Linked DNA regions of Homo sapiens: region 1 is linked to region 2. Evidence: chromatin loops called from intact Hi-C (ENCODE). Cell type or tissue: MCF 10A. All regions are shown on one strand. Each heading gives the region's core, and the rest is flanking DNA. Links, peaks and the distances in the headings are about the cores only. Region 1 overlaps AGBL1 (AGBL carboxypeptidase 1). Region 2 has its middle 35 kb from the start of MIR548AP.

Evidence for each region. A loop is a pair of places that touch in the nucleus more often than their neighbours do. Peaks named below come from ENCODE experiments on the same cell type or tissue, not always from the same donor. Only the 100,000 strongest peaks of a DNase experiment are listed, where the experiment ranks them.
Region 1: a loop joins it to region 2, with 12 times the contacts of the local background. A loop is called at or near these places in 19 of 110 quality-filtered maps.

Annotation. Positions count from the first base shown.
Region 1 is chr15:86,748,025-86,764,643 of GRCh38, forward strand. The region is part of intron 22 of AGBL1 (AGBL carboxypeptidase 1); the gene reads left to right. Among named protein-coding and RNA genes, the nearest start is that of AGBL1-AS1, 440 kb to the left of the region's middle. In MCF 10A, for the core only: a CTCF peak has its summit at 8,830; no DNase peak of the experiment used is centred there.
Region 2 is chr15:85,851,863-85,868,481 of GRCh38, forward strand. No RefSeq gene overlaps it. Among named protein-coding and RNA genes, the nearest start is that of MIR548AP, 35 kb to the left of the region's middle. RefSeq lists an enhancer at 6,991-7,050. In MCF 10A, for the core only: a CTCF peak has its summit at 7,109 (motif pointing right); a DNase peak (open chromatin) is centred at 7,109.

The sequences.
Region 1 (16,619 bases), core at 4,014-12,013, 900 kb after region 2:
CTAGTTCTAGATCCTTGAGGAATCGCCACACTGTCTTCCATCATGGTTGAACTAGTTTATAATCACATCAACAGTGTAAAAGTGTTCCTATTTCTCCACATCCTCTCCAGCACCTGTTGTTTCCTGACTTTTTAATGATCACCATTCTAACTGGTGGGAGATGGTATCTCATTGTGATTTTGATTTGCATTTCTCTGATGGCCAGTGATGATGAGCATTTTTTCATGTGTCTGTTGGCAGCATAAATGTCTTCTTTTGAGAAGTGTCTGTTCATATCCTTCACCCACTTTTTGATGGGGTTGTTTGTTTTTTTCTTGTAAATTTGTTTCAGTTCTTTGTGGATTCTGGATATATTAGCCCTTTGTCAGATGAGTAGATTGCAAAACTTTTCTCCCATTCTGTAGGTTGCCAGTTCACTCTGATGGTAGTTTCTTTTGTTGTGCAGAAGCTCTTTAGTTGAATTAGATCCCATTTGTCAATTTTGGCTTTTTTTTTTTTTTTTTTTTTTTTTTTTTTTTTTTTGCCATTGCTTTTGGTGTTTTAGAGATGAAGTCCTTGCCCATGCCTATGTCCTGAATGGTAATGCCTAGGTTTTCTTCTAGGGTTTTTATGGTTTTAGGTCTAACATTTAAGTCTTTAATCCATCTTGAATTAATTTTTGTATAAGGTGTAAGGAAGTATCCAGTTTCAGCTTTCTACATATGGCTAGTCAGTTTTCCCAGCACCATTTATTAAATAGGGAATCCTTTCCCCATATCTTGTTTTTGTCAGGTATGTCAAAGATCAGATGGTTGTAGATGTGTGGTATTATTCCTGAGGGCTCTGTTCTGTTCCATTGGTCTATATCTCTGTTTTGGTACCAGTTCCATGCTCTTTTGGTTACTGTAGCCTTGTAGTATAGTTTGAAGTCAGGTAGCATGGTGCCTCCAGCTTTGTTCTTTTTGCTTAGGATTGTCTTGGCAATGTGGGCTCTTTTTTGGTTCCATATGAACTTTGAAGTAGTTTTTTCCAATTCTGTGAAGAAAGTCATTGGTAGCTTGATGGGGATGGGATTGAATTTATAAATTACCTTGGGCAATATGGCCATTTTCACGATATTGATTCTTCCTATCAATGAGCATGGAATGTTCTTCCATTTGTTTGTGTCCTCTTTTATTTCGTTGAGCAGTGATTTGTAGTTCTCCTTGAAGAGGTCCTTCACATCCCTTGGAAGTTGGATTCCTAAGTATTGTATTCTCTTTGAAGCAGTTGTGAATGGGAGGTCACTCATGATTTTGCTCTCTGTTTGTCTATTATTGGCGTATAAGAATGCTGGTGAGTTTTGCACATTGATTTTGTATCCTGAGACTTTGCTGAAGTTGCTTATCAGCTTAAGGAGATTTTGGGCTGAGACAATGGGGTTTTCTAGATATATAATCATGTCATCTGCAAACAGGGGCAATTTGACTTCCTCTTTTCCTAATTGAATACCCTTTATTTCCTTCTCCTGCCTAATTGCCCTGGCCAGAACTTCCAACACTATGTTGAATAGGAGTGGTGAGAGAGGGCATCCCTGTCTTGTGCCAGTTTACAAAGGGAATGCTTCCAGTTTTTGCCCATTCAGTTTGATATTGGCTGTGGGTTTGTCATAAATAGCTCTTATTATTTTGAGATACATCCATCAATACCTAATTTATTGAGAGTTTTTAGCATGAAGTGCTGTTGAATTTTGTCAAAGGCCTTTTCTGCATCTGTTGAGATAATCATGTGGTTTTTGTCTTTGGTTCTGTTTATATGCTGGATTACTTTTATTGATTTGCGTATGTTGAACCAGCCTTGCATCCCAGGGATGAAGCCCACTTGATCATGGTGGATAAGCTTTTTGATGTGCTGCTGGATTCCGTTTGCCAGTATTTTATTGAGGATTTTTGCAACGATATTCATCAGGGATATTGGTCTAAAATTCTCTTTTTTTGTTGTGTCTCTGCCAGGCTTTGGTATCAGGATGATGCTGGCCTCATAAAATGAGTTAGGGAGGATTCCCTCTTTTTCTATTAATTGGAATAATTTCAGAAGGAATGGTACCAGCTCCTCCTTGTACTGCTAGAGGCAATAATTTTTAATACTCAGGATTCCCTGCAGAAAAGTTTTCTAGTCAAATAACTGTGTGTGTGCATGTGTGTATATATATGTAATTATTATTAATACCAAAAGGAGTCATTCAACAATGTTGTTTTGTACTTTTTTATTTTTAATTATTAAGTATAAGATTTAAAAATTAACACATAGTAATTTTACATATTTATGGGGTACAGATTGGTATTTCAATACCTGTATACAATGTGTAATGATCAAATCAGGGTAATTGACATTTTATTTTTCAGCGAAAAATAGAACCTGGTAATTTCTGTATAACAATAACACCGAACTCCCTTTTTCTTTTTAATAGCTGTGTAATCTTTTGTCTTATGGCTAGATCATCAGTTATTTAACAAGCAATTGTAGTTGTTTGTTTTTGCTTTGAAAAACAATCCTGGCAGGAACATTCATTGGCATTTTCCTTCTAGTGTAACTGTAAATTAGGTATTAAGCAATGGGATTGCTTATAAGAATGATATGTGATCATTTTATTTTTTATTTTTTAATTTTTTTAAACTTCAGGGGTACAAGTGCAGGTTTGTTGTGTAGGTAATTGTGTCATGGGCATTTGTTGTACAGATTATTTAATTGCCCAGGTATTAAGCCTAGTACCTCTTAGTTATTTTTTCTCGTCCTTTGCCTCTTCCCGCCTTCCACCCTCTGATAGGCCCCAGCGTGTGTGTTGTTCCCCTATATGTTCATGTGTTCTCATCATTTAGCTCCTACTTATAAGCAAGGACATGTGATATTTGGTTCTCTGTTCCTGCATTAGTTTGCCGAGGATAATGGCTTCCAGTTCCATCCATGTCCCTGTAAAGGACATGATCTCATTCTTTTTTGTGGCTGCATAGCATTCCATGGTGTATGTGTACCACATTTTTTAAATACAGTCTATTGTCAGTAGGAATGTAGGTTGATTCCATGTCTTCACTATTGTGAATAGTGCTGCAGTGAACATAAATATGCATGTATCTTTATAATAGAATGACATATATTCAGTAATGGGATTGCTGGGTCGAATGGTATTTATGTCTTTAGGTCTTTGAGGAATCACCACACTGTCTTCCACAATGGCTGAACTAATTTACAGTCCTACCAACAGTGTGTAAGTGTTCCTTTTTCTTCACAACCTTGCCAGCATCTGTTATTTTTTGACTTTTTAATAATAGCCACTCTGAGTCATATGCAGAAGGTTGAAACTAAACCCATTTCTTACAGCATATACAAAATTAACTCAAGACAGATTAAAGACTTAAACATAAAACCCCAAACAATAACAACTCTGGAAGACAACCTAGGCCATACCATTCAGGATGTAGGCATGGGCAAAGATTTCATGACTAAGATGCCAAAAGCAATGTCAACAAAAGCAAAAACTGACAAATGGGATCTAAATAAACTAAGGAGCTTCTGCACAGAAAAAGAAACTATCAACAGAGCATTTTATATATTGTTAGATATTGCTAAATTACCCTCCAAGTCACATTGATCAGTGTAGGAGTAGATTCATTTCTTGCAGCCTCCTGAGCAATGTTCAATGACCATCTTATAGATGAAAACTGTATTACATATCTTATTTAAATGTTTTTAAAGTGAGGTTGCATATTTTTGGTCTGCTTACTGATATGTGTATTTCTTAAGATGCTACCTTAAGATCAGTTAGAAATGAAAAGGTTTATTATTAGCACATCCTAAATACACACAGGTTTGCACAGACAATGGTAAAGCCCTTTTAGGGAAAAAAACATGTTTTAATCACAGGTCCCAGAATTTTAGAGATGTTCATCTGTCATTAAAGGCTTCATATTCTATTTACAAACCACCCTCAATCTAAGTTGTTCTGGAATGATCTTTAGTAGGGAGCACTTTATTACCTTGGTTCAATTTGTTCTCTATATGGAATAAATTAGCTTTCACCTTATGTCATTCTGTAAATCACACACCCCTCCCAATGGCCCATCTTAGCAGGAGTTAATGTACCACAGGTGGACATTCTAGAACCTCTACTTATCTGTTTGTGTGCCGTGATGCCAGGATGGAGACCAAAAGGCTAAATGAAGCCCTCACACTGTGCAGCAGTTACTCCATCAGCTCACAGCTCTGTCCCTCCCAACTGATATATTCCAATCTTTCTGATTTTCTGTGTATCCATCTTTTCAGTCTCATTGGAACTAGCATTTGTAGCCTGTGGGTTTGTGATGTGCTGGGTCCTGAAGCAAAACAGATGTGTTTCTGAAATGTGTCTTAATCCATCCAGATTTTAAAGACAAAGCCATTCATCTTTTATCTGGTACAAAAGGGATTTCTAGGTTCTTCCTGAGGTAATGAGTTTGAGTCTAGTGATGTGGTGATAGGAGATGCAGGCAGATTCTTCCATGTCTGTCATCACCTTCCCAGATCCATGCTTTAGGGAGAATGCAGGAGCACAGGAACTCAGCCCTGTTTCTGCTCCAGGCTCTACCCCATTGCCAGGGGCCAGAGGCTGGGCAGGAAGGCTCCCTGTACTCTTTTTACTGTTATCTATATTTTTCAGACTGACATTAAGGATGACAGCCTTCTCCCACCTCCAAAGAATAGATACCTTTGAAGCCATATTCTGGGAGAAAAAGTTGTTAAGAGAGGAAACCAAACTCTCTGTGACCAAACCTTTTTGTTTTTTGTTGCTTATAAAAGGAGTAGCTATTTATTTAGTAAATGCATTTTCTGAACCAAAAATCAAGGACCCTTGATTAGATGAGGGACATTAATTGCTAAATTAATGGACCAGAATATTGCAATTTTCACATACAAAATTTCCTTGGTACAGAATAACCAGTCAATTTATCTTTCCTTGCTCCCGCCCTTTCTTCAGTCCTTCTAAAAACAAGGCACTGTTTATAAGACGCTGTCCTATTTTCTCCTCCTTGACAACTCTTTTCTTTTAAAATCACTTTGTTCTGTAAATTTGTTACCCTTCTATCTAAATCTGTTAAAAACAGAGACAAACGCATGTAGAGACTGTGTCTCTATGTTATATAGATAATATGTGTATGATTATATTATGTGGTCTCAATCTGGCCCTGGGTGGTGTCAGATCCATGGTTTTTCTGGCTCAATCTCCATTCTTGCTGTGTTAGCCAAGGACTCTGACCAATGATGAGGCACCAGGTACGTTTTTATGTCTGCTTCAAGGAGCTTCATTTTCAGTAAACTTGCTTAGGGACACACAAGAGTAACCTGGGGCAGGAATCAAGGCTTTCTTTCTTTTTCTTTTTCTTTTTTTTTTTTTTTTTTGAGACAGAGTCTTACTCTGTCGCCCAGGCTGGAGTGCAGTGGCATGATCTTGACTCACTGCAACTTTTGCCTCCCGGATTCAAGCAATTCTCTTGCCTTAGCTTGCTGAGTTGCTAGGATTACAGACACCCACCACCACACCCGGCTAATTTTTGTATTTTTAGTAGAGACGGGGTTTCACCATATTGGCCAGGCTTGTCTTGAACTTCTGATCTCAGGTGATCCACCCACCTTGGCCTCCCAAAGTGCTGGGAGTACAGGCGTAAGCCACTGCGCCTGGCCTCAAGGCTGTCTTTCTAACTGTCAATCATGTCTAGGTCTGAAGAGTGAGGGGAGAGATGCCCCTTTATCTCACCTACAAACACTTGTCCAGGTTAAACTCTGAATGTCAGAACACTGAACATGTGAATCACAAGTCTGTCTCCCTTGCTTAGATGCAGGTCTCCCTCTATCCCAGTGTCTTTTCAGGTTCCACTTGCTCTCTAGAGCTAGGCATCAGTGACTTGAGAGTAGGGCCACTGTACTTCCATACCTCCTATGTCCTAAGCATGTTGAGAATCTTACTCATCATATGCTGTGACAATTGTTCCACAGAAAAGAAACCTAAATCAGGAAACTTGAGTCAAAGACTTGGCTTCAACCAAACAACAGCATCCATCATACTAAATTAGAATGGTTAATTCAAATTTTATTAGTAGAAGAGCTCTAACTATAATATATTTTATGTTTGTGCAGATTTAAACACTATTATTTTAAAATTATCAACAAATTTAAGGGAATATTCATATTTAAAAGGGATTCGTGCTTACTCCAAGTTTGTGGAAGCATAGCCTTAATTAGTACTTGTGTTTGTCTTTTCATGCAGATATATCTTGCTTGCCCAGCTAGATTATAAAATTCTTGAGGGCAGGTGCCATGAGCAACTTGATTTTTGGAACTCAAGGGTACCAAGGAATTTAAGCAACAATCAAACAATATTGATTGATTAATGGTTCTGTCACCAGGTAGGTTCTGATGTCTGGGTTTTGTTTATTTTCCTCTGGATTTTTTAAGGATTGAGAGTTGTGCATGGTTGGGGTTCTTGGCAAGAAGAGAGTACACATGTCAACTCTTTTGTGTCTGTCCATGAGTCCAAAGGGCTCCTGATCCCATTAATCCCTGACAGAGATTCCTGCAGGGCTTTGATGTGTATACCCACCCCAAGTGAGTAAGTGCTCCTCGTGTCCTGAAAGCATCAGCCTGGCCTCTCCTCAGTGACATCTTCCACTCCGGTGTTCAATTGTGGCTGTGCAGCTTTATTGTTGCTTATGGCACTAATATCCCTGCATAAAGTGGTTTCTTTATTCCCATCCTTTTATCTTTTTGTGTTCCCTGTTCAGAGGCACTGACCTTTTAGCTTGCATGCATTGCCAGGCTCAAGAGAAAACCCAATCTGTCCTTTACCTGGCAATTGTAGCTCATCCCCATTCCTCTCCCCTTATCCCTTCTCTCTCATATCCATCCTTTGCTTTCGATTTCATTTTCTTCCCCGTATCACATTTGGAGCCTTACTAACTGGAGAGAAGGAGGGGGTATATGATGTGGGACTTGAGATTTATCAGAAACCTTTCATTGCAAAATGATGGCATGGGAAATTGCATCATCCATATATATGTCTGAGAAAGACCAGATGGAGAAAATATTTCCACAATGTGACGGACTTTCATACTACTTTCATACTTGTGTCTGCTCTATGGAAAAGACCAAAAGGAAAAAGGAAAGGAGGGAGCAAAAAACAGGAAGGCAAATAAAAGTAGGGTGGATGACCTAATGTTTTTGGCTGCTGGTTCAACCCATCCCTGCTCAAAATTAAAATGAAAACACTCTACAGTATAGAATGGAAAGTGTGGAAATTCTATTCTATACTTCATTTGAAGTTTGAGTTATTATTACAGCTGAGTAGCGGACAGACCAGGAACACCCAGAGTCCTGAGAAGGCAAGCTTTCTGTGTTAGGTTTAGAGTGGTGGGTGAAAAGCACAGCTAAAGTTAAAATGCCAGGAACAAGAAGTTGCCCATCTTCTTCAAGGAGCAATGGACACCACTGCCATTTCCTGAGTCTTTTCTGTTTTTCAGATATAACGTACCGTTCATTTTAGGTTGACCTCAAAGTCCCCCTCTTCCAAGGATTCTTCCCTGATTGACAACCCTCTGTATACTTCTATGCTCACTTGCCGCTCTATCTTACTTTTGTGAATGTGTTGAGTTCTTGTCCTGTGCCTCTGTTCCTTCATGTACTTTCCTGCCTGACTGCATGGTTGTTGAGAGTAGACAGTGAGTGCTTTCATTTTAGTTCTTCCCAGCTATTCTTTCCTATTAGACAAGGCAGCCTTGCACTATTGTTACCTGACTTCTCTCTAGCACAGGACATCTTGCTTCACCCTTAAGAAGGAAGGATGAGGTAGTGTTGGGGAGGAGACTCTACCAGGGCAATCAGTCAGATTGTGCACAGCTGGATTTGTTTCCCCAAGAGCTGGTTCCTAAAAGATATCCATTAAAGTGACAATGAAAAAAGATGGCTAGAGGCTGGAATTTCCCCATGCTGTTTAGCCAAGAGCCCAGATGGCTTGGATGCTCTTCTTTTGGTTCTCAGTTGAGGTTAGCAAATTCCCCAAGGGGCATGCAGAAATATAGTAGGGTCAATTATAGGTTGTCATACTGACCAGAGGGAAGAATGGGTAATATTAGCATTTGATGCCAGGAGCCAGGCCAAACAAATATCTTGAAATATGCAAAAACAGCTCACAGAAAAAGATAAGTCCCCATGAAATTCCAGTAGTGCCCCCGCCCCCACCAAAAAAAGAAAAAGACTACACAGCCATTTTCTCAGAAAAATTTCAGATTCCAAGTGAAGTTTGCTATGTAATCTTCAAATCCCTTTTCTAGAGTCCATTTATTCATGCATGAACTTTCTAAAGGAACTACCATGTGCTGGGGATTGGGGACTCATCAGTTCATAAGATAGACACAGGCCCTGCCTGTTGGCTCCTGACTAAGTAAGAGGTGAAGAAGAGGACAGAGATGCTGCCCTTCCATGCCATGGGTGTTTTAAGAAGGGAAGGGCAGAGTTGCCTGGGCAGGTGTGGAAAGAATTTAACCTAGAATAAGGGAACTGGGGAAGATTTCCCATAGTAGCTGATTCCTAAATGAAGATGAGGAGTTCTGAGGGTGAGAGAAGGAGGGTCTGGGGTGGAGCGTCTATAACCAGGACCCACTGTGTGAAGTAGAGGGTGCAGCATTTGTAAAACCTGGAGCATCATGGGAGTGAAGTTCAGTATGGCCGATCGAATTGTAGATTGAAGTCAAAAGTTGTTGAGAGGGAAAAAATAGACAGAGCTTGTCTTATAAATAATGGTAAGTAGCTTAGAGTTTGTCAATAGGATAATTGGAAGACACTTAAGGTTTTTAAGGAAGAATATTGACAGTTCAAATAGCTCCCTCTGGCTGTAGTTTGGTTGTGTTGACCAAATTTGAATCCAATAAACATGTCTTTTTTTTTTTTTTCTCCCCATCCTCTACTCATTCCGCTTGTAACTAATTACTTACCTACAGATCCCCAGATCCCCAGAGACTGTCATATATTGGCTTTTGAAAATTGTTCATTAGGCTGAGAATTTACAACTAAAAACAGTATACGATTTTCTGAGTATTTATAAATTCCTATCATCTCTGAATGTCTAGACAAGTTTATTCATGATTAACATTAGATGCTGACTTCTGAAGATACATAGAAAAAGCGTGGTCCTTCTTGCTATTTCTAGCGGCAAGTGAGTAACCTTGATGTTGCTATTACTGCTGAATCTGAGCAGCCAGAGTGTGTCAAAGGTTTCTCTACATTCTCTCATTTTAACCTCACAGCACTGCTACAGGTAGGATGAGTGGGTAGCACTGTATTCTACTTGTCACACTTGGGGAAATGGATCACTTTCTTAGCTATCAACTTTAATGTCCTCCTGTGAACTAGAGGAGTGACCTAATTTTTACTGAGCAAATGCTAAAGTGAAAAGTACTTTCTGTTGCCATTTCTTTTGATCTTCTCAATGGCACTATTGGGAAGGATTTATTAACTCTGATTTTACAGAGGGAAAAACCAAGGCTCAGTGGGGTTAAGTGACTTGTCCAAGATTCACATAGCTCTGGAGTGTTCTTGGAAAACAGAAAAGAAAATGGATATGTTTAAATGACAAATGGTCTTGTCTCTCCACCCTTTTTTGTCATTTTCTCCATTCCGGAAAGTTGTCTTGGCCACGTTCTTTTAGTTCCTAGGAATTTCCTTTCTTTCCTCCCGCTGGTCCTCTTTGCTGGCCCATTATGCCTCTCTAAGCGGATTTGTAGTTTCTAGCCTTGAACTATGAGTGCTCCTGCCGTGGCTGGCTCTTTATTCTTTAACCATAGTAGAACAAGAAAACCCAGATTCTCTGAATGATTCTGATTTTAAAATGTAAGACAAGTGATTCTAGATACATTTTATTCCACTTTGTAGAGTTTGTTGTGGCTCCATCTCTAACAAAGAGAATAGCAATTCCTCCTCTTTATTTAAAGCATGGAGGGGATCTCAAGACAATCAATTATCAGGGCCTTTGAAGTTCTTTTCATTTTACATATTTTTTCTGAGTCCAAGTCAATGATCCCCATGGCTTCCCAATTCTCCTATGGTAAAATCTGGAAACTATACTATAGCATTCAAAGCCCACCATGTCCACTCTCCTGTGCCTTCCCCTGCCACATGTGATACCATAAGACTATTTGTTTCTTGTGCTCCATCTCCAATGGCCTTCCTTTCATTTCCTAAACACTCCAAGCTCCTTCCTTCTACAAGGTCTTTGCATAGTTTCTGCCTGAAAACTTCTTAACAGCTTTCTGGTTCATAATCTACTCATTATCTTAATTGATGGTGACTTCCTCAAGGAAGTATTTTCTAGCCCCTAGAGTAGTTTGGGCTATTATATGTGTTCCGTAGTACCATGTATCATACCATGCAAATTGTTATTTATATTGTAATTAATTGATTAATATCTATTTCATTCACTGGATGATAAACCTCATAATAATAGAGGCCAAGTCTGCTTTTGCAAACCATTGTGGTCTAAGTAACTGGGACTTAGGTGCTCGATAAGCATCTGTTGAAAGTTTGAATGAATGCTCTGGATTATATTATGGGTGACTAAATTGCCATCTGAATTGTTCTGATCCAGGTGCCGAGGACTCACTTTTGTTAGAATTTAAACTGATACCTGGCCAGTTGTGGTGGCTCGTACCCAAAATCCCAGCACTTTGGGAGGCCGAGGTGAGCTGATTGCCTGAGCACAGGAGTTTGAGACTAGCCTGGGCAACATGAAAAAACCCTGTCTCTACAAAAAAATACAAAAATTAACTGGGCATGGTGGTACATGCCTGGAGTCCCAGCTACTCAGGAGGCTGAGGTGGGAGGATTGTTTGAGCCTGGGAGGCAGAGGTTGCAGTAAGTGGAGATTGCACCATGGCACTCCAGCCTGGATGACAGACACCCTGTCAAAAAAAAAAAAAAAAAAGAAAAAAAAAAGAAAAGAATTTAAACTTATACCTCATGAGAGTAGAGAGCATGATTATACTTGATATAGATTTCTTTGAATCAAAGGAGTTTAAATTGTATCTTCTTAATATGGATCTCTTCGTATTCCCATCAGTTCCGAACTCTGTATTTAATACAAAATCTTGCAGGATTCATGTTTAGTTCAGAGATCCAAAATAATATGGGATTAATTTATGCTTTTTAAAGACAGTTGGCCAGTAGAAAGTAAATGTTAACAGAGAAAGCATTTAGGGAATTAGAGTAGTATAGTGGTTATAAGTCCGAGTTCTAGCATGAGACTTTTTTAGATAAAATTCTGCTTAATAGGCATGTGATTTGGTGCAAAATATTTAGTTGCCCTCTTAGTCTGTTTTCTCACTTGTATAATAGAAGTAATAACGGAAACTTCCTCATAAAGTTGAAAAGGCTTAAACAAGGTAAGCTAGGCAAAGTGCATAGCATAGTGCTGGGCATCAAGGAAGTGCCCCCAAATGTTCTTATATAATTAAGAGATTAATACATTATCAAGTTATTTAAGAATTAATCAATGTTAATTGACTTGCTTTGGCTTTCCTCCCCAAATCACACAACTAGTTTCCCTTTGTAACATTTGGTGAGGTAGCCATTGTTAGAAAGTCATGATTTGAGATGACATCTAGACATTCATTGAGAATCTGGATACAGAATATGGAAGAACATTAAAATCTTTGACAGGAAACATGCAAGTAGATTGTTTTAAGGAAAGAAAACAAGATGATGACTCTACATTCTTCTCGATGATCTTCACGTGATTCTAATTCTCTTTGGCAACAATAGAAACATTTATTGTAATCATTTTTAAAAATCACAAACACTCCCACATTATTTCTGGTACTTATGGTAACCTTATCACCTTTCCTAGAGCAGAGTAAAGGCAGGCATTCTGACATTTGGAAAAATGAGGTGTGTGGTTATTTTTAGACTTACTGAAACAGCAGCAGCAGGCTTCCATTTATAGGAACTGTAGGAACCTTCCCCTATGTCTGGGACAAGGTAATGACTTCTATGAAGTAATGATTTTGCCATCATAAATTTTATCCCACTGATGATCAACTACCTCTTTAGTGGCCTTTGCATTATGCTAGTTTGTCTTTTTAGTATTAAGAGAATGAGGCCCTGGTTGTTCTTTGCATTTTATCATTTCTTTCTTCCCGGGCTGGGAGAAAATGAGAAGCAGGGGCAGACTACCTCATGACTAAATTGTTCCTGGCTAATAAAACTGCAGGAACTGTACGTTAGGGTGTCTTCCATAAATCAGCCTTGGGGAGAATTAGGTGCTGAGAGATGGAGGAATGATGTTTAATCATCACTTGTAGGAAATCATTAGCTCCACACCCGCATTCTCCTACTTGCCCATTCGTCATTCCCCAATCCCTAGATTCCCCTAGACCATTAACATTTCTCAATGACTTTCTAAATGCAGAGAAAAACCACAGAAGGGGTGAGGGATGGAGGTGCATTACGGAAAAACACAACAGAGAGATGTCTTTGCTGCTTGCTTCCTGCTCCTGTGAATGTAAATGGACCTATGTAAAAACCAAATGATCGATAACTTGGCCAGCCAGCTGCTGCCACAAGAGGTAAAGAAACTGTTGCCTCCTGTTTTCCCCTCTGCAAAAAGAAATAACTTGGTTCCCACCTAGATTTCTTTCCTTTGGCAGTGTGAAAGACAGCTCTTTCTTTTCTTCATTATCATAACTTCCTGACAGATAAGGAAAGTGAGGACGTTGGCTGGTTCTTGGAGGAGTACCAACTTTGGGAAATTAATTGTGTCTTCCTAAACTGCCCTCTGTCCCACCCTAGAGAGGAAAAGCCACAACTTAAGTTTCTGTAAGGTCTACAAAAAAGTGAAGTGGACAGTTCAGTAAAACTGAACTGGTTCATGGTCTAAATGCATTGGTAAGCACCCTTAAAAGGGTTAATCCAATAGCGATGTGTAGACAGACAGATCTGTTCAGCAATTCATAGAGGGAAACAGTATTCTAGCCTTGCCTTCTCCAAGAATATACTTGTTGATGCTAATACATGTACACAAAGGGATTTTAGGAGCCTCTTCCTTAGACAAGTACCCCAGGTTTTTGCCTCTGATTACTTCCGGAATTAATTTTGATCATGGATCTTAGACACTCTTAGCTTTCATATACTGTTTTCCAGGCAAGACTAGAAGGTCAGGAATACAATAACAAGTTCATTGAGAACTTACTGTATGCCAAGCACTGACTCTAACAAGAAACCTGACATATACAAAAAATGGCTAATTTGCACCACTGCACTCCAAAGTAAGGATTTAATTTTACTGGTGAAAAACCTAGTGCTAGTGATTGTGTTTCTGAATTCATGCAGCTGAGACAAGGCAGATCTAAGTTCTGTAGGTCCTGAAAGTTACTTGAATAGCCTGTATGAAAAATGCGGGAATACAAATGTAGGTACAGGGATACAGAAAGGGCATGTGAAAGGGAGGGTCACTGTAGCTGAATCTTCATCAGCTCTGTGGTAAATTTGCTTCCATTCAGTTAGAAGCAGAAGAAGCTGATCTGACTCTGGTCTCCCTGATATCTCAACTGCAATGAAATTTGGCATATAAAAAAGAGGAGTGTCTGTTCATAATCATTTGTGCACTTTTTAATGGGGTTGTTTCGTGTTTTAATTGTAAATTTGCTTAAGTTCCTTGTAGATTCTGGTTATTAGACCTTTGTCAAATGGATAGATTGCAATATTTCTCTCCCATTCTCTGTAGGTTGTGTTTTTGCTCTGATGATAGCTTTTTTTGCTGTGCAGAAGCGCTTTAGTTTAATAACATCACATTTGTCAATTTTTGCTTTTGTTGCAATTGGTTTTGGCAATTTCATCATAAAATCTTTGCCCATGCCTATGTACTGAATGGTATTGCCTAGATTTTCTTCTAGGGTTTTTATAGTTTTGGGTTTTACGTTTAAGTCTTTAATCCATCTTGAGTTAATGTGGCACATATACACCATGGAATACTATGCAGCCATAAAAAGGAATGAGATTATGTCATTTGCAGGGACATGGATGAAGCTGGAAGCCATTATCCTCAGCAAACTAACACAGGAACAGAAAACCAAACACTGCATATTCTAACTTATAAGTGGGAGCTGAACAATGAGAACACATAGACACAAGGAGGGGAACATCACACAGTGGGGCCTGTTGGGGGAGGTTGGTGGGAGGAGAGCATTAGGGAAAAGAGCTAATTCATGCTGGGCTTAATACCTAGGTGACAGGTTGACAGGTGCAGTAAACCACCATGGCACATGTTTACCTATGTAACAAACCTCCACATCCTGCACATGTACCCCAGAACTTAAAAAAATAAAAAATACCCCCTGCCCCCTGCAAAAGATGAGCGTCCTAACAAGTTGAATCCAAATGTGAAATAGTAAAGAGTCATGTTAATATCCCAATAGACTTTGAGGCAGCAGTTTTGGAAAGCTTAAGAGAAGGTGAAAAATTAATCATGGAGTTTTCTTTGTGGCTCAGGAATTTATTACTCCTTACTATAAAGCTCTGAGGGAAGAAGCCCTGACTGGTAGGCTCTCAACCACTCTACAAAGGAGCCAATCCATGGAGAAGGCATAGGAAATGGGGGTCAGAAGGACTGTATCCTAGCCCTGGTGCTAGTGCTGATAAACCCTGTGACTTTAGAGAAGTTACATTTGGTTTCTTTATCTCTGAAAACAGAGGGCTTTACTGTAGCTTCTGAATTCTTTGATTCCAACTCAAAGAATGCATTATTTTCTACCTATCCTTGGTGTTCCTCCTTGTGGAATATTTGTGGGATAGTTGAGTGTGTTGTAAAGAGGCCACCTCCAAGAGAAGTGTGGAAGTGAAGAGAGAAGAGAAAATATTGCTTTGCCTCGGGTGGGTAGAGACAGAAACAGAGAAGGGAAAACACCATAGCACTGTGCTAAAATAGAGTCCAATGTCTATCACACACAATTCAGGTTGCTTAATTTTGTGTAAATGAAAAGCTAGGTTGAATAGCAGAAGATGTGAGCAGTTGCTGATCACGTGATGTTTGGAGTTGCATTACTGTAAGTGCATTTTTGTTCCAAATCACACTCCTTTACCTAGTCTCCACTGACCACAAGGATGACAACAACAACAAAAACTATAACAATAATACTATAGATATGTATTGACTGTAAGATTTATGACTTATGCACATGGACACTCAGAAGATGGCTCATGTAGGCAATCTCTCAAATATTTTCCAATAGAGAAAATGTTTTAGATTATTTGTGGGTTCTCAGGATGTATCACTAAAGAACTATTTAACTCACAAAGTGGCTGAGAATATTGTATCCTCAATGAATTGCAGTAGAAAATGTTGATAATTTGTTCTCAACAAATTAGGAAAAAAATTACAAAAATTATACTCACTTTAGTGAAAAAAACACATATTTAAAGATGATGGGGAGATAGATGATGGGGCAGATATTCTTTTATGAATATCTGGGAGAGCTATAGGACTTCAGAGATTGTGGTTCCCGATTGCTTGTCATTATTTGACTTTAAATCTAGGATGTTCCTTTTATGTTGAAGGAGTTGAATGCCTAACACAGCTCTCACCTTTATTGGCCAAGATTATTGTCACTTGTCAATCATAGGAAATGGGAATCAGAAGGACTGTGTCCTAGCCCTGGCACTGTTGCTGATGAACCTGTGACTTCAGACAAGTTACAATTGGTTTCTTTAGCTGTGAAACCAGAGTTTTACTGTAGCTTTGGAATTCTTTGATTCTAACTCAAACAGTGCATGATTTTCCACCTATCTTTGGTGTTCCTTCTTGTGGAATATTTATGGAATAGTTGAGCTTATTGTAAAGAGACTGCATCCAAGTGATGGAACAGGAATTCTATTGTGAATATCTGGAGATACAGAGATAGAATAGGATTGTGGGATGGAAAAATGAAATGAAGTGAGGGACAAGTATTTTCCTGAGATAATTGGGTAGGGAAAGCGAAGACAGACAGGTTGGGTAGAAGTGAAAGAACTTTTCTAATGGGGAAAGACAGAAGGAAAAACAGAAGTTGCTTTACCTTTCTGATCTCTCTGAGGAGAAAGTGGGTTGGATTAGAAAGTCCAGCTGCCACTGCTTGGAACCATTGAACCTTACAATATACACGCTTCCAGAAACAAACCAGGGATTGAAGGGCAGGGGAGATAAAGGAGAAAGAAGCAAGATAATACATGTAGCAGTACAGCTAAGTACCGGGTGATACAATGTAAGCTGTATATGGGTACAGTGATATGTAGTGAAAGTTTAAAAACAATGACAGTATAGAAGCATGCTGTTGTCAGATGGGGTTATTAGGAAGGCAAGATAGGAATATGATAGGGGTATTGGCCAAAGTAATTAACTGAGTGTGTCTAATGCTCTGTGTGGGTGGATGGAAGTGTGTTTATGTATTTTAAAAGGATCTGAGACAAATATATCAAATATTAACATAGGTTATATCTATAAGATGGGCACATGGGTGCCTATTATAAATCCTGTATACTCTTACATTTTAAAGTTATTTGTAGGGTAAAAGTATAATAAAGGCGTTGTTTATGATCTACAAGAATATTAATAA
Region 2 (16,619 bases), core at 3,404-11,403:
TTCTGGGTCCAGTGGTATTTCTGTCTTTAGGTCTTTGAGGAGCCGTCACACTGTCTTCCACAATGGCTGAACAAATTTACACTCCCACCAACAATGGATAAGCATTCCTTTTTCTCCACAATCTCACCAGCACCTGTTATTTTTTGACTTTTTAATAATACCCATTCTGACTGGTGTGAGATGGCATCTCATTGTGGTTTTGATTTGCATTTCTTTAATGATCAGTGATGTTGAGCTTTTTTTCCTATGATTATTGGCCACATGTATGTCTTCTTTTGAAAGAAGGTGCACAGTTTTATTTCTGGGTTCTCTATTCTGTTCCACTGAATATGTGTTATGTGTCTGTTTTTGTACCTGTACTCAAGGAATTTTATATCTGTAGTGGCCTGAAAGAAAACCCACAGGACTTTTTTGGAATGTCAATGCAATATACATAGGAGAGGGTGGGTAGTCAGAGAAGGCTTCCAGCAGGCTTCCTGCAACAGGGTGGTTTTGAGGCCAACTTGGGAATGCCAACAAGAGTGAAGAGTCTGGCTTAATAGTTCCAAGCACAACGAATTAGGGGAGGCTGCCCCCACCCTCATACTCTGCTAGTTCTCACCTGATTCCTGTGCTTGGTCTCCCCACCAGCTCTCACTGTCAGATCTCAGCTCAAACACGACCTCCTCTCTGAAGCCTCCTGACGTCTTTGGGCCAACTGACAGGTCCCTTCTCTGCATTGTACATACAGGTCTGCAAACACTTATCTGTAATTCTGAACTCCAAAAAGTTGTGAAAACTGAAAGTTTTTTCTTTTTGGTGCTAAAACTCATTTGGTGGCAAATCCTGCCTGAGCCAGCATGAGGCTGTTGCCTGTCTTTATTTCACTTTACTGCTGGTACATTTTGCTGCAGAAATATGGATGTGATAGATTATGGGTGACATCCTAGATAGTTCCTAAAATCCGACAAATTCAGAATCCCCAAACTCATCTGGCCCGAGTGTTTCGATGAAGGGCTTGTGGGCCTGTGCCTCCCTTGAAACAATTGCTGGGAAGATTTCTGTATTTGGTTGACTAGTTTGTCTCCCAAGGAGTCTCTGATTGTAAGAAAGGAGTTTGCATTCTCATTTTTATGTACCACAAGCCCCAAAGTGTGGTCATGCCCCTAAGTGTGATAAATCTTGGTTGACAGATTATAATTGGAAATATTCACCAAGGGTCTCCCTCTTTCACTGGCACCACCTGGCAGCCATTGTTCAAGAAGGTTGGCAGGGCAGAGCAGCAGGGGGTGGCTTTGGCCTGCAGACACTCCAGGGCTCGACCAGGTGGACCTAGCAGCGCTCTTCCCCAGGGTCATGGCTTGAAATGAGTAGGGAGGGGGCCTTGTTAGTGGATGGAGTGTGGATTGATAACACTCTGAGGATAAGATGCTCCCGACCCACCCTGCCCAGACTCAACACCCTCTATGTCCTCTGGAACTTGGATAAAGTGAGGGTGGGAGACCCTGCATTTATTGATATTAGCTTCTGCTACCCAGTGCAATGGGTAAGCTCTGTATAGAAAATAAAGAAAATTGGGCCGGGCGCGGTAGCTCACGCCTGTAATCCCAGCACTTTGGAAGGCTGAGGTGAGTGGATCACCTGAGGTCAGGAGTGCCAGACCAGCCTGGCCAACATAGTGAAACCCCATCTCTACTAAAAATAAAAAATTAGTTGGGCGTGATGGCGGGCACCTGTAATCCCACCTACTTGGGAGGCTGAGGCAGGAGAATCATTTGAACCTGGGAGGCGGAGGTTGCAGTGAGCCAAGACTGCACCATTGCACTCCAGCCTGGGCAACAAGAGCGATACTCCATCTCAAAAAAAAAGAAAAAAAAAAAAAAAGAAAAAAAGAAAATAAAGAAAATTGACTTGTTGCACACTCAAATGTGTGAGCTAGAAGCCATAGAAGCCACACAGGCCAGACAAATGAATAAAATGATAAAGGAGGACTTCATTTATTTTTAATCCTCAGGAATCTTACTCTCCCATGGATCAGGTGTTGGTTTGTCTTTGTTGTTATATGTGACAATCAAGGGACCTAGCCATTCCGGCGTTTTTTTGAAGTAAGCATGAGGTGGCTGGGCGCGGTGGCTCACGCCTGTAATCCCAGCACTTTGGGAGGCCGAAGCGGCCGGATCACGAGGTCAGGAGATCGAGACCATCCTGGCTAACACGGTGAAACCCCGTCTCTATTAAAAATACAAAAAATTAGCTGGGCGTGATGGCGGGCGCCTGTAGTCCCAGCTACTCGGGAAGCTGAGGCAGGAGAATGGCTTGAACCCGGGAGGCGGAGCTTGCAGTGAGCCGAGATCGCGCCACTACACTCCAGCCTGGGCGACAGAGCCCCCCGCCAAAAAAAAAAAAAAAAAAAAAAAAAAAGAAGTAAGCATGAGGTAGTGAAGCCAAGCGTCCCGAACGTGAGATGGGCTGCCAGTGCCCTATGTGATCTATTTTTGCGGGTGGGAAGGAACCAGCCTGGAGGAAGTTGGTTGAAGTAGATTCTGGTGGGCAGATCCCTAGAACATTGAAAGAGAGCTCCAGATAGCTACCAAAAACAAAACAAAAAAGCAAAACGAACAAAAAACCTAACCATTGTCTCCCATCCGAAGTCTTGGGATTTGGAGGATGCAGGATAATCAATGTTCCACTAGGTGGCACTGATGATCCACATTTGGGGTACCCGGAGTCTGTCTCTACGGCAACAAGTTGACAAATTTATGGGCAGAATTGGCCTTGTCCTCTGGGGTGTGTGTGTGTGTGTTTGTGTGTATGAAGGAGTTTTTGAGTGTTCAGAAAAGTCTGCTCTGTGCAGAAGGGACCATTGATATGCAACTGTCAAAGAGATAGAGAGAAAATCAAGGAAATATTATCATACTGAGCACGGCAATAAGGAACGAGAGAGGAGAAATCACTCCTCCCAATGCAGTAACAAACCACCTTGCCGCTTGGACTCTAATGTTCTCTAATGCATGAGGTTAGGAAGCAGGGCTCCGAGGCAAGCAGGGATCCTGGGGCTGGGCTGCAGGCTGGATTTGCTTTTGTGCAGGATATTACTGCAGGAGCTCAGCCTGCAGGGAGCTGGGGTTGCTTGAACTATGGATGTTCTAGGGATGTGATGATGGAAAATATTACAAATGCCCATACATCTAGTTCTTTTTTTTTTTTTTGAGATGGAGTTTCGCTCTTTTTGCCCAGGCTGGAGTGCAGTGGCGCGATCTCGGCTCACCGCAACCTCCGCCTCCCGAGTTTGAGCGATTCTTCTGCCTTAACTCGGATTACAGGCATGCAACACCACACCTGGCTAATTTTTTGTATTTAATAGAGATGGGGTTTCACCATGTTGGTGAGGCTGGTCTCGAACTCCTGACCTCAGGTAATCTGCCCGCCTCGGCCTCCCGAAGTGTTGGGATTACAGCATGAGCCATCGTGCCTGGCCAAGATTTTATTTTATTTATTTATTTTTGAGACAGAGTTTCGCTGTTGTCACCCAGGCTGGAGTGCAATGGGATGATCTTGACTCACTACAACCTCTGCCTCCCAGGTTCAAGCAATTCTCCTGCCTTAGCCTCCCCAGTAGCTGGGACTACAGGCATGCGCCACCATGCCCAGCTAATTTTTGCATTTTTAGTAGAGATGGAGTTTCACCATGTTGGCCAGGCTGGTCTCGAACTCCTGACTTCAGGTGATCCACCCGCCTCAGTCTCCCAAAGTGCCGGGATTACAGGTGTGAGCCACTGTGCCCGGCCGATTTTATTATTTTAAAGTGATGAGATAATTGAAAATAAAAACATTTCTCCAGAAACAAGATTATTGAAATACAAAATTTTCCCAACAATTGTTGAAACCTGGCATCTCTAAAATTATATATAATGCTTGATATGGTTTAGATCTGTGTCCCTGCTGAAATCTCATGTCGGATAGTAATCCTCAGTGTTGGAGGTGGGGCCTGGTGGGAGGTGATTGGATCATGGGGGCAGATTTCTCATGAATGGTTTAGCATCATTCTTCAGATGCTGTTGTCATGATAATGAGTGAATTCTCACGAGATCTGGTCATTTAAAAGTATGTAGCACCTCCCTCTTTCCTCTCTTGCTTCTGCTCCTACCATGTGAGACAACTCACGCTCTCTCCTCCTTTGCCTTCCGCCATGATTGAAGTAAAAAAAAAAAAAAAAAGAAAAGATGATGTGGTTCCTAGGAGATAGTTAAGTCTTAGCAGGGAACCAAAGATACTTTCAGTTCTAAATCCAATGTGTGCTGCTGACTCTTACCCTTCCTGTTATTCAGAAGAGAGAAGGAGGGAGAGTGCAAAGAAGTTCCGCTGTTGATACCCGAGCATGACATAGCAGCTAGTGTTTTGCTGAATTGTGATGAAGGAATGTTGACAACCTTTTCAAAACTTACAAGGAAAGGGACTCTGTTGGAGGAACTCAAAGAAAAAAGTATCCATTGAAAGGATAAGTTAGTATTTATATTTTAGTGCAATTGTGTGGAATTGGTTTGGAAATTTACACACTGTCACTGAGGTGACAAAAAGAAATGTCTTAATTTTCTGTAATTGTTTTATTTCTCACAGTCTTCTACTTGCTCAGTAGACCGAAGTTAGGTTGGAATGGAGAGGACATTGTTTAACCATTAACAATGTCTTTGTCTCCTTCAGTCTATATAGTGTATTTTCCATATTTAGATATCCTTTAAATAAATGCTAATTTTCACATTTAAAAAAAAAAAAAAAAGAAAGAAAGTTTTCTGAGGCTTCCCCAGAAGCAGAAGCTGCTATGCTTCCTGTACAGCCTGCAGCACTGTGAGCCAATTTAACCTCTTTTCTTTATAAATTACCCAGTCTCAGGTATTTCTTTATACCACTGTGAGAACGGACTAATACAATGTTGATGGTGTAATTTTTTTTCAAATTCTTGATTCTGAAAAATTAAGAAAAATAGAAACAAATAATTTTGGCAAATTGCATGAATCTATCCTGGGTCTTGCCTTTTTTACCCTTATACCTTACATTTCTTCCAGTTAGGAAGCTGGGAACCAAGAAAGACACCATCAACCCCACATGTAAGTGGCTATAAAAGAAGTCATGAATGGCAGATGGACATGGGCACTTGTAATAATACATGATGTAAAAAATTCAAATTATGTTACTGCAGAACAGTTCACACATCAGTGAATAAATGAAATATTAACAAGTAGACATTTTGACTATTCTTTCCACATCCCTAGAAAGTTTGCATATTCAAATTAACCCCCAAACTTTAAAAAAAATTTAACTTATTGTCATTAGGAAAGGGAGAGATCATTTTATATTTATTTGGTTGTCAGGGAAGGCTTCTCTCCTTCCTTGTTCTAAGGTAAGAATTTAACTGTTTCTTTAGCCACTTAACTTCTGACACAGCAGAGGCAGCACACAGAAATAAATGTAGAAGTCTAGGCATGGTGGCTCACGCCTGTAATCCCAGAACTTTGGGAGGCTGAGGCAGGTGGATCGCGTGAGGTCAGGAGTTTGAGACCAGCTTGGCCAACGTGGTGAAACCCCATCTCTACTAAAAATACAAAATTTAGCTGGGTGTGGCAGTGGGCACCTGTAATCCCAGCTGTTTGGAAGGCTGAGGCAGGAGAATCGCTTGAAACTGGGAGGTGGAGTTTGCAGTGAGCCAAGATCGCGCCACTGCACTGCAGCCTGTGTGACAAAAGTGAAACTCCACCTCAAAAAAACAAACAAACAAGCAAAAAAAAGGAGATAAATGTAGAGACAGGGCAGAGGGTTGGGAGCTGTTTTGCACTGGGACTTCCCTGTACATCTTGGGTCTGCAATTTTTAGGATGCCCTGAGTTCATCTGCATCAAGGTAATTTGACTCTAGATTACTACACACTCAAACCTCAGGCATATTTAAGCCATGCTTGTTTTCTCATTAGAATTCTGATAGTTAAAATTTATTTTCCCCATTAAGATTCATTCCTGAATGTTAGTTCTGACAGTTCCCACTCTACCCTGGGAAGAACTAGAGCCACTGCTTGGGTTTGCCACTAATTAAATTAGTGATCCTGAATATGTTAATTGGCCTGATTTGATCATTCCACAATGTATACATATTTCAAAACATCACAATGTACTCCATACATATATGTTATTATTTGTTAATGAAGTGAAAATGAAGAAAATAAACTAGTGGCCATTTTATCTTTCTTTTATCTTTCTTCTTCTTCTTCTTTTTTTTTTTAGAGAGTCTCCCTCTGTCACCCAGGCTGGAGTGCAGTGGCATGACCTTGGCTCACTGCAACCTCTGCCTCCTGGGTTCAAGTGATTCTCATGTCTCAGCCTCCTGAGTAGCTGGGGTTACAGGTGTGCACCACCACACCCAGCTATTTTTTGGTATTTTTAGTAGAGTCAGGGTTTCTCCATGTTGGCTAGGATGGTCTCAAACTCCTGATCTCAGGGGATTCGCCTGCCTCGGACTCCCAAAGTGAGAAACCACACCTGGCCCAGGGAAACAGTATTTCTCTTCTCTTCTCTTTTCTCTTTCTTTTTTTTCTAAAATGCTGGGATTACAGGCGTGAGCCACCGCTCCTGGTCGGGAACCAGTATTTCTGATGATCATTTTTTCTCATTTGAAAGACTGAAGTTAGTAACAGTAGCCCTCTCGTTTCAGGAGAGTGAATTGATACACTTGCCCTCTGTCTGCTGAACCTGTGGGTCACACCCTGGGCTGCTGTCCTGCTTCCCCTTCCTGCAGGCTGTGCTCACAGCAGGTGGATAAAGAGCTTGCATTACTTACCGACAGCTCTTACCCAGGGAGCTCCCAGCAGTGGTGTGTGTGTGTGTGTGTGTGTGCATGTGTGTGTGTGAGTGTGCGTGTGTCTGCGCGCGCGTGCACACGTCCCTCGTGGCCGAGTCCTTTCCTCCGAACCCAGCAGAAGATCTGAACAGGTCTGAACCCCCAGGTCTCACCTCAAGGTGAGACAGGCTCATGTCTTTTTCCACAGAGCATCCGGACTCTGAGCACACCACGGTCGGCGGCGCCCGGGGTTTAAGTCTCCAGTGTTCAGTGACATTCTCAGCTGACCTCTAGGGGGCAGCATTGCCCAACTCCTCCTGCGGCCTCCTCGGGTGTGGCCCAAACCCTTAGTGCCATTCTGCAGGGCATGGTGAGCCTTCAACCAATTGCAGCTGCCACAATGGCTATGATTCCTATTTTCCTTCTTTGCCCTGTGTTGCAGCCACATGTCAGAAACGCCTGAGCCAAGGGTTTTTTTCCTTATAGAACTTCTTAGCACTTCACATCTGAAAATCTTGCTTGACATTTGGCTTATCCTGACTTTTATTGCAGTTTTTGTTTATACTATAATTAATGTCTATATTTAGTTTTAAATTCCTGGAGAGAAGGAATGTGTTTTTATTTTTTATTTTTCTTTGACTCATGATCATCTCTGCTAGCTACCCTTGCACCCCCAAACAGCAGTTAACTTAGAATTAGATCTAAGGGTCTCAGTGTGTGTTGGCGGATGATAGTGTGATGGGTGCAGGGGGTAGGGATGTAGAAACCATAAGTGAGACTCAGAGCCACTCTGTGCCTAGGAATTTCAGGGTATAGCCATATACCATCTCTAAACTCACTGCAGGACTATATTCCCAAAGGCCCTGTCGTTCTGATCCACTCCCCAACCCGATTCCTCATCCTGCTGTTTCCTTATCAAATGGAGACGTACTAACATTAATATTTACCTCATTGCCCACAACATTTGAAGAGTACATACTTTCCCCATAACCTCCTTAGGGGCTGAAGGATGAAAAGAATAGTCAAACACAGCAGCTAGGAATTTAAGGCCCAAGAGGGATCTGATGTCCTTTTCTAAAGCCTCTTGCCTCAGGGATGACCAGGTTGATGGGGCTCACTGGCTATGAACACAGTGCGGCTCTAGGAGAAGCCTGCTGGGAACTTCTCTGCATCACTAATGGTGCCTGTCTCCCTAAGGGACCTGCGGGGCAGTGGCTGATGAAGACAGGAGTGAGGATGCTGGGGGCAGCATGTTGCCCTTTGACCTCTGAACTTTTGATCGTGGTTCTTTGGCCTTACATTTGTGCACCCACTTGTGATTTTCAAACATTGTCAGGTCTCTGTTTGTATTAGGTGTTACAGGGCCTGTTGCAGCAGCCAGTACATTTGATACAGGGATTTGCCTAGAGTCACAGAGCTTACTAATGGAGGAATCAGTACTAGACTGTGAGTCTCTGGACATCTTCTTCTGTGCCGTTTCCTTAAATTTTTTTATTTTTATTTTTTTTGAGACAGGGTCTCACTCTGTGGCCCAGGCTGAAGTGCAGTGGTACAATCATGGCTCACTATAGCCTCAAACTCTTGGGCATAAGCAATCCTCCCACCTCAGCCTCCTGAGTAGCTGGGAATACAGGCACTTGCCACCACATCCAGCTAATTTTTTAAAACTTTTTTTGCTTTTTTTTTTTTTGGTAGAGATGAGGTCTTGCTATGTTTCCCAGGCTGATCTTGAACTCCTGGCCTCAAGTAATCCTCCTGCCTTGGCCTCCCAAAGTGCTGGGATTACGGGCGTGAGCCACCATGCCCAACCATATGCTGTTTCTTGTAAGTTTCACTGCCTACTCAGAAATGTCACCTCTCTGCAGGGAAGGAGGCAGAGTGAGTGGGGTGCCTTGGGAACGCTGGCAGCGCCTTGCCTTTTTCCTGCATTCCTGTCACTCACGGGAGTGGCTGGTCACGTCATCATTTCATGCCTTCTGAGTTGGATTTAATTACTCAAAGTGTAGCCCCTGGACGGCAACTGTGGCGTCACCTGGAGTGTTAGAAATGTAGATTCATGGTCCCACCCCAGGTCTGCATCAGGCTCCGTGGCTCTTTGCATTCACAGTGTCAGATCTTTTCAGGGTATTGTCATGCCGTCGTAAGACCTGTGTGGTCAGAGCTGCCCCTGTTGAGTGAATCGTCATCAAGGTGTGCATGTCAGGGGGCTGAGGGGCTCTCGCGTCCCAGGATTGGATGATATATTCAGGGACCCCAGGTGGGCAGCCCTGTGCGCTGAGTTCAGGGGTCAGATTGGCTGCCGGATGACTCTCACAAGGGCCTCTTTAAGACTCATGGGGCAGACTTCAGGTCAGGTGGGCACTGAAACCCCATGGAGTCCACAGCCCTGAGGGCCCTGTGTCTACGGCCTCTCCCTCACTCACAGGCCACCTTCAACCTTTTGTTCTTCTGCTGACCTTGTGTTCTAGGTGGACAGTTTTTGCACAGTGCTGGGCCATGCCAGACACTGCTGAAAGTCTAAGCATTTTCCCCAATATGAACAGAAAGAAGCTCACTTTATTAACAACATAAATCTAAGAGTAGTTTCATCTTCAAACTTAACTCCCAACCACCAAAGTCCTGGCTGTTTATAAAATGTTCTCCAGATGTGCCAGGAGATCCGCAACCATTGGCGGGGGACATCCTCCTGTGAGCACGTGAAGCCCATCAGTGGAAAGCATCATGTTAGCCGAAGTGGTGTCAGCTTGAACCTAGCCAATTCAGCTGAAGGCAACATCCATACCAAAGGATGGCAAGTGAAAGATTTGTTCAAGGCCGGGCACAGTGGCTCACGCCTGTAATTCCAGCAATTTGGGAGGCTGAGGCGGGAGGATCACCTGAGGCCAAGAGTTAAAGACCAGCCTGGCCAGCATGGTGAAACCCTGTCTCTACTAAAAATACAAAAATTAGCCAGGCATGGTGGCGGGTACCAGTAATCCCAGCTACTCAGGAGGCTGAGGAAGGAGAATGGCTTGAACCAGGGAGGTGGAGGTTGCGGTGAGCCAAGATTGCGCCACTGCACTCTAGCCTGGGTGACAGAGCAAGACTCCATCTCAAAAAAAAAAAAAAAAAAAAAGAGAAAAGATAGTTCATTCATCCAGCTTATTCAAGACTGCTATGCTGGGCAAGGACAGGAGGAGGCTGGGGTTCAAAATCCTCTCTGGAGGCAGAAGAGTTGAGCTTGACCACAAGCAGCAGGCTTCTCTCTTTGTTGGCCACCCCCTGACTGTGGCTCAGCTAAGAGAAACATGTTCTCACCCCAGTCTGGACAATCAGGAGAAATTCGAAAATACTGATGCTCAGCCCCCACACTGATTCCGTGTGCCTGGGTTGAGCCCAGGTGGAGCTGAGATGCACCCCCAGTGGAGAAACTTTATGGTAGGTCACTGACTGATGATTGAAATTGAGCAGGCGTCCTTGAAAAATATGCTGAGTTCTGGGCCTCATCAGAGAAGATGCTGATTGAGTAGATTAAGGGTCAGGCCAGGGACCTGAATTTTAAAAACCCATCTCAGGTGTTTCTGACAATCGTTCTGGGCTGGGAACTGCTGGTCTAGATGACGTTTGCACTATTTAGCTAATGCTCACATTTTCCAAAGAGTATGTTTAATATTAAACCAGTGGTTTTCATTCTGGCTGCATATTATGATCACCGGGGGAGCTTTAATAAAAAATACTGTTACCTGGGTCCCACCGCAGTCCAATTAAATCAGAGTCTTGAGGGCGGGGGTGCTCCAGCACAAATAGTTTTAAAAGCTCCCCAGTTGAATCTAATGTGCAATTAGGGTTGAGAACCTTTATATTAAACCTTGAAAGAACACACAGAATTTACACCTGAACTACATTTGGAGTTTGCTTTTGATTATTGTCCGCTTTTAGTTTTTTTCACAGACCTAATTTGTTATTAAGAATGTAAATTAATTATTATGGCCTGATTGGTGTAAATCACATCGGATTCGTGACTTGCTTTGATCTGAATGCTAGACTTCCATAAATACGGTTGAAGACAGCTCTAGACTTTTGTCTCCCTCTGGCTTTTTGATAGCTGTATCAATCTGTTGGCTCACTGGGCTTGTGAAATAACTAAACCTTCAGGTCTCTTTCCCATGCGCTGCCATCGATGTGGTCTGCTGTGTCAGGGATTTTTGCTAGTGATCCTTTTGCTTACTGTGGTCAGGAATGGAATGGACCTTGGTCCTGGAGAGGTGATGGGGTGACCGTTTAGGGTAGGTGAGTAACAAAAGGGCGCCCCTTCCACTGGGCTAAGCAGCACATGCTTTGCTGGCAGAGAACGGCTGGATTTCAGACCTGCTTACTCCGTCGACCACGCACTTCTGTGTTGGGTGTGAATGGCACAAGCCCATGCGGCAGGAGTGAGGAGGGGGCCCCACTTGAACCACACGGACAGGGATGGTGGAGAGTGGCTCCCCAAAGGGAGATTGAGGTGTTATTCCCAGAGATGGGGAAATGGATATCGTGTAGGCCAAACCAGCCCTGCCCTTAGACTTGGGCAAGACAGGCTCCTTCTCAGGTGCTTCTTCAGGGTATTGTCATTCCATCATAAGACCTGTGTCCAGTGTCTTATTCCATCATAAGACCTGTGTCTTCACATGCAGACGTGTGTTTATTGCAGCATGATTTACAATAGCAAGGACTTGGAACCAACCCAAATGCCCATCAATGATAGACTGGATAAAGAAAATGTGGCACATATACACCATGGAATACCATGCAGCCATAAAGAAGGATGAGTTCATGTCCTTTGCAGAGAAATGGATGTAGCTGGAAGCCATCATTCTCAGCAAACTAAAACAGGAACAGAAAACCAAACACCGCATGTTCTCACTCATAAGTGGGAGTTGAACAATGAGAACACATGGACATAGGGAGGGGAACATCACACTCTGGGGCCTGTCAGGGAGTTGGAAGTAAGGAGAGGGAGAGCATTAGGACAAATACCTAATGCATACGGGGCTTAAAACCTAGATGACGGGTGATAGGTACAGCAAACAACCATGGCACATGTATACCTATGTAACAAACCTGCACATTCTGCACATGTATCCCAGAACTTAAAGTAAAATTAAAAAAAAAAAAAAAGGCCTGTGTCTTTTTCAGTCAAACGTCTCTGCACAGGGTGGGGCCAAGCAACTGTGCCCATCCAAGCCTGAGCCGCACCACTCAGTGCCTGAAATCCCAGCCTAAGCCCACGTGGGTCTTTTCCCTGCACTACTGTGAGAACTTTGCTTTATCTCATGTCTAAGATAAACACCCAGGACATGTCTTGTAGAGATATACTCAGTCTCAGAAATGCTTGTGCCTACTCAAAGGGGGTGTGTTGGAAGGAGCCCTGGGAAGTGTCAGGCAGAGGTCTGATTGATTGTTGACTACCTACCCCATGCTTACCATATGTTTATGCCATTTTAGTCCTTAAAACAATGGTTCTCAAAGCATGGTAACCAGACCTGCAGCATCAGCGCTGCCTGGGAACTTATTAGAAATGCAGAGGTGGGAGGATCACTTGGGGTCAGGAGTTCAAGACCAGCCTGGCCAACATGGCAAAACCCCATCTCTGCTAAGAATACAAAAATTAGCTGGGCATGGTGGCATGTGCCGGTAGTCCTAGCTACTTGGGAGGCTGAGGCAGGAGAATTGCTTGAACACGGGAGGCAGAGGTTGCAGTGAGCCGAGATCTTGCCATTGCACTCCAGCCTGGGCAACACAGCCAGACTCTGTCTCAAAAAAAAAAAGAAATGCAGATGCTTGGGACCACCTGGGACCTGCTGAATCAGAGACTCTGGGGGAGGAGTCGGGGTAGAAATCTATGTTTTAACCCTTTAGATTATTCTGGGGCTTGCTCAAGTTTAAAACTGCTGCCTTAAAACATCCTCAGTCCTTAACATAATCCCCTATGTGTTATCACCACCATTCAGATAACAATCCCCAGGAGATGTCTAAGCTGCCCCAAGCAGAAAGTGGCACCTCAGTGCTGAAATGCAAACCCAAGTCCACCTAGCCTGAAAGTCCTCAGAGCTTCTTACCACATCCACCCTGCCTGCAAAGAAAATCTAGAAGCTAGTTTTTTTTCTGGCTCCTCCTCCCGCTCTCCTTCTAAGGTAGTCCACTCCCTCCTCTTTCTCACTGTCTCTGATCGTGACCCTCCCACACCTGCTTTCAAAGCTTTGTCTGTGAACCAATTAGAGGTTTGAAAAGCTGGTATCAGAAGTGCCCAGTATCATTTTTATGAGACTTCATGAATAAGAAAACAATGCCAACAAGTCAATATTGCGTGCAAATGTCAGTAAATTCCCACTCAATGGCTCCCTAGCCTGAATTTTGCAGAGTGAAATCGATGCAAGTTTTGTCAGGCCTGCTGACTTTAAAGGCGGAGGACCCTGTGCATCCAGAGAACCCACTGAAGGATGTAGGCTGCATCGTCACTCACTCTGGAAGGAAGTTAACAAAAGTACTTACACCTTTAACCTCCAGGGCATTCCTTCCCAGGCTGTGGAGGGGGGCTCCTTAGCCTGCAGTGACCTGGAATATGTTTCCAACTTTGCAGAAGTGCTGAGATCCACAAGATGGCAGCAGCCGCTCAAGCTTCGCACAGGGTCCCTGCTGCTTTTGTAATTCCCAAATTAAAAACCAAACCAAACCAAACCAAACGTACATCTGCAATCTGGAAGACGCCAGGAAAGATCATTCATTCTAGGCCTGCCCCCTTTACATCCAGAACTGTCCACATCAGAATCAATGTGAGCAAACTGCTTATAAAGGTCTTAGGGAAAAGGAATCTCAATTGTTGACTCAATTGATTCATTTATTTATTTACTTCTTTTTCCATCCTCCCAACTTTTCACTCTGAAAAGTTTCAAACCTATAGAAAAGCTGGAAGATGAACATCTTCTTGGTCTTCACTGGGATTCATCAAATTATCACATTTAGCCACATTTATTTCATCTTTCTCTCTCTTCCTCTGGATGAAAGCTTTGATAGTTGCAGACACCCTGACACTTTACCTCTCAATAATTCAACACGTCTTCTAAGAATAAAGACATTTCTTTATATAACCACAACATCACCATATCCAAGAACCTTAACATTGATACATTACTTAATTTATAATCACATTTAAATTGCCCCAACGGTCCCAGCAATGTTCTTTACAATAATTTTCTTTCTTTCCCTTCCTTCCTTCCTTCATTCCTTCCTTCCTTCCTTCCTTCCTTCCTTCCTTTCTTTCTCTCTGTCTTTCTTTCCTTCCTTCTTTGAGATGGAGTCTCACTCTGTGGCAGAGGCTGGAGTGCAGTGGTGTGATCTCAGCTCACTGCAGCCTCTACCTCCCAAGTAGCAGGGATTACAGGCGTGTGCCACCACACCTGGCTAATTTTTTTGTATTTGTAGTACAGATGGGGTTTCACCATGTCAGCTAGGCTGTTCTTGAACTCCTGACCTCCAATGATCCGACTGCCGCGGCCTCCCAAAGTGCTGGGATTACAGGTGTGAGCCACCTCGCCTGGCCTATAGTAATTTTCAATCCCCTGCTACAGAGTCCATTTGAGTATCACACCCTCATGTAGTTGTCATGTCACCTTTTTTGTAGAGCTCTCCTCCTCCGCTTTTGATCTTTTATGACATTGACATTTCTCAACAGTCCGGTTCATGTGTTTTGTAGAATGCCCAGCACTCTGGATTTGTCTTACTGATTCTGGATTATTAATCCAGGTTAAGTATCTTGGCAAGAATACTACCAGGGCAATCTGGCATCCTTCCTGTTACATCACTTCAGGCGGCACATGATGTCATGTGGTCCCATTACTGACGATGCTAAATTTGAACACCTAGCTAAGGTATCAGACCTCGGGCAGAGAACTCATTCTTGTCCTGCGCCTGCAGCAATCCTGAACGGCCACCCCACCTCCTCCCTTGACTCGCTGGTCTGTACGCTCCCTGCAGCAGCCAGAGAGATGCTCTGAAAGTGTTAGTCAGATGAGGCCATGCCTTTGCTCAAAACCTTCCTATGGCTTCCCACCATGCCCAGAATAGCTTCCAAACTCCTTGCCATGCCTTCACAGCCCTGCATGGTCTGGCTGCTGTCTAACTTCTTTTTCAACATTAAAATTAAAAAAAATTTAAAATAAAAAAATTTTAAATTGGCATAATAATTGTACATAATTATGAGGTTGATAGTGAAGCTGCAATACACATAATATATAGTGATCAGGGTAGTTAGCACACTCACCATCTCAAACACTTATCACTTCTTTGTGTTGGGAACGTACAACATCCTCCTTCTAGTTACCCGAAACTATTAATATCTAGTATCTTATTGTTAATTATGGTCATCCTACAGTGCTATAGAACACTGCAACTTATTCTCCTCATCTAGGTGTGATTTTGTATCCTGTAACAAATCTCTCCCTATTCCTCCCTGCCCTCTATACTTCCCAGCCTTTAGCATCTTCTGTTTTACTTTTTACTTCTATGAGAGCAACTGTTTTTAGCTTCCATATGAATGAGAACATGTGGTGTTTAACTTCCTGTTCCTGGCTTATTTTATTTAACATAATGTCCTCCAGTTCCATCCATGTTGCTGCGAAAACAGGATTTCATTCTTTTTTATGACTGGATAGTATTCCTTTGTGCATATACACCACATTTTCTTCATTCATCTTTGTTGGACACCTAGATTGGTTTCATATCTGGGCTATAGTGAATAGCGCTGCAATAAACGTGGGAGTGCAAAGTCTCTTCAATATACTGATTTCCTTTCCTTTGGAAAACTGCCCAATAGTGGAATTGCAGAACTTACAGTAGTTCTATTTGTAGTTTCTTGAGAAGCCTCCACACTTCCTCCATAGTGGCTGTACTAATTTACAATCCCATCAATGGTAGATGAGCTCCCTTTTCTCCATATCTTCACCGGCATTCGTTATTTTTTGTCTTTCTGATGATAGCCACTTTACACTCTAACTGGGTGAGATGATACCTCACTGTGGTTTTGATTTGCATTTCCCTGATGATTAGTGATATTGAACATTTTTTCATTTATTTGTTGGCCATTTGTATTTCTTCTTTTGAGAAAAATCTGTTGAGATCATTTGCTTCTCCTCCAGTCCACCCCCACTGCTTTGTTTGTTTGTTTGAGACAGTCTGTCTTTGTCACCCAGGCTAGAGTGCAGCAGCATGATCAAGGAGCACTACAGCCTTGACCTCCCAGGTTCAGGTGATCCTCCCACCTCAGGGCCTCCTATCCCCACAACCCTGGTCACTGACCATACCCAGCTAATTTTTGTATTTTTGGTCGAGATAGCCTGCCACATTGCCCAGGCTGGTCTCAAACTCCTGGGCTCATGTGATCCTCTGGCCTCAGCCTCCTGAAGTGCTGGAATTACTGGCATGAGCCATGATGCCTGGCCTTTTTGCCCATTTTTTAATTGGATTTTTTTCACTGTTGAGATATTAGAGTTCCTCATATATTCTGGATATTAATCCCCTGTCAAATGAATAATTTGCAAATATTTTCTCCAGTTCCGTAGGTTGTCTTCTCACTCTGCTGATCATTTCCTTTGCTGTGCAGAAGCTTTTTAGGTTTGATGTAATCTCATTTATTTATTTTTGTTCTTGTTGCCTATGCTTTTGAGGTCTTCTTCATAAAATCTTTTCCCAGATCAGTGTCCTGAAGCATTTCCCCTATGTTTTCTTCTGGTAGTTTTACAGTTTGGGGTCTTACATTTAGGTCTTTGATCCATCTTCAGTTGATTTTTGCATATGGTG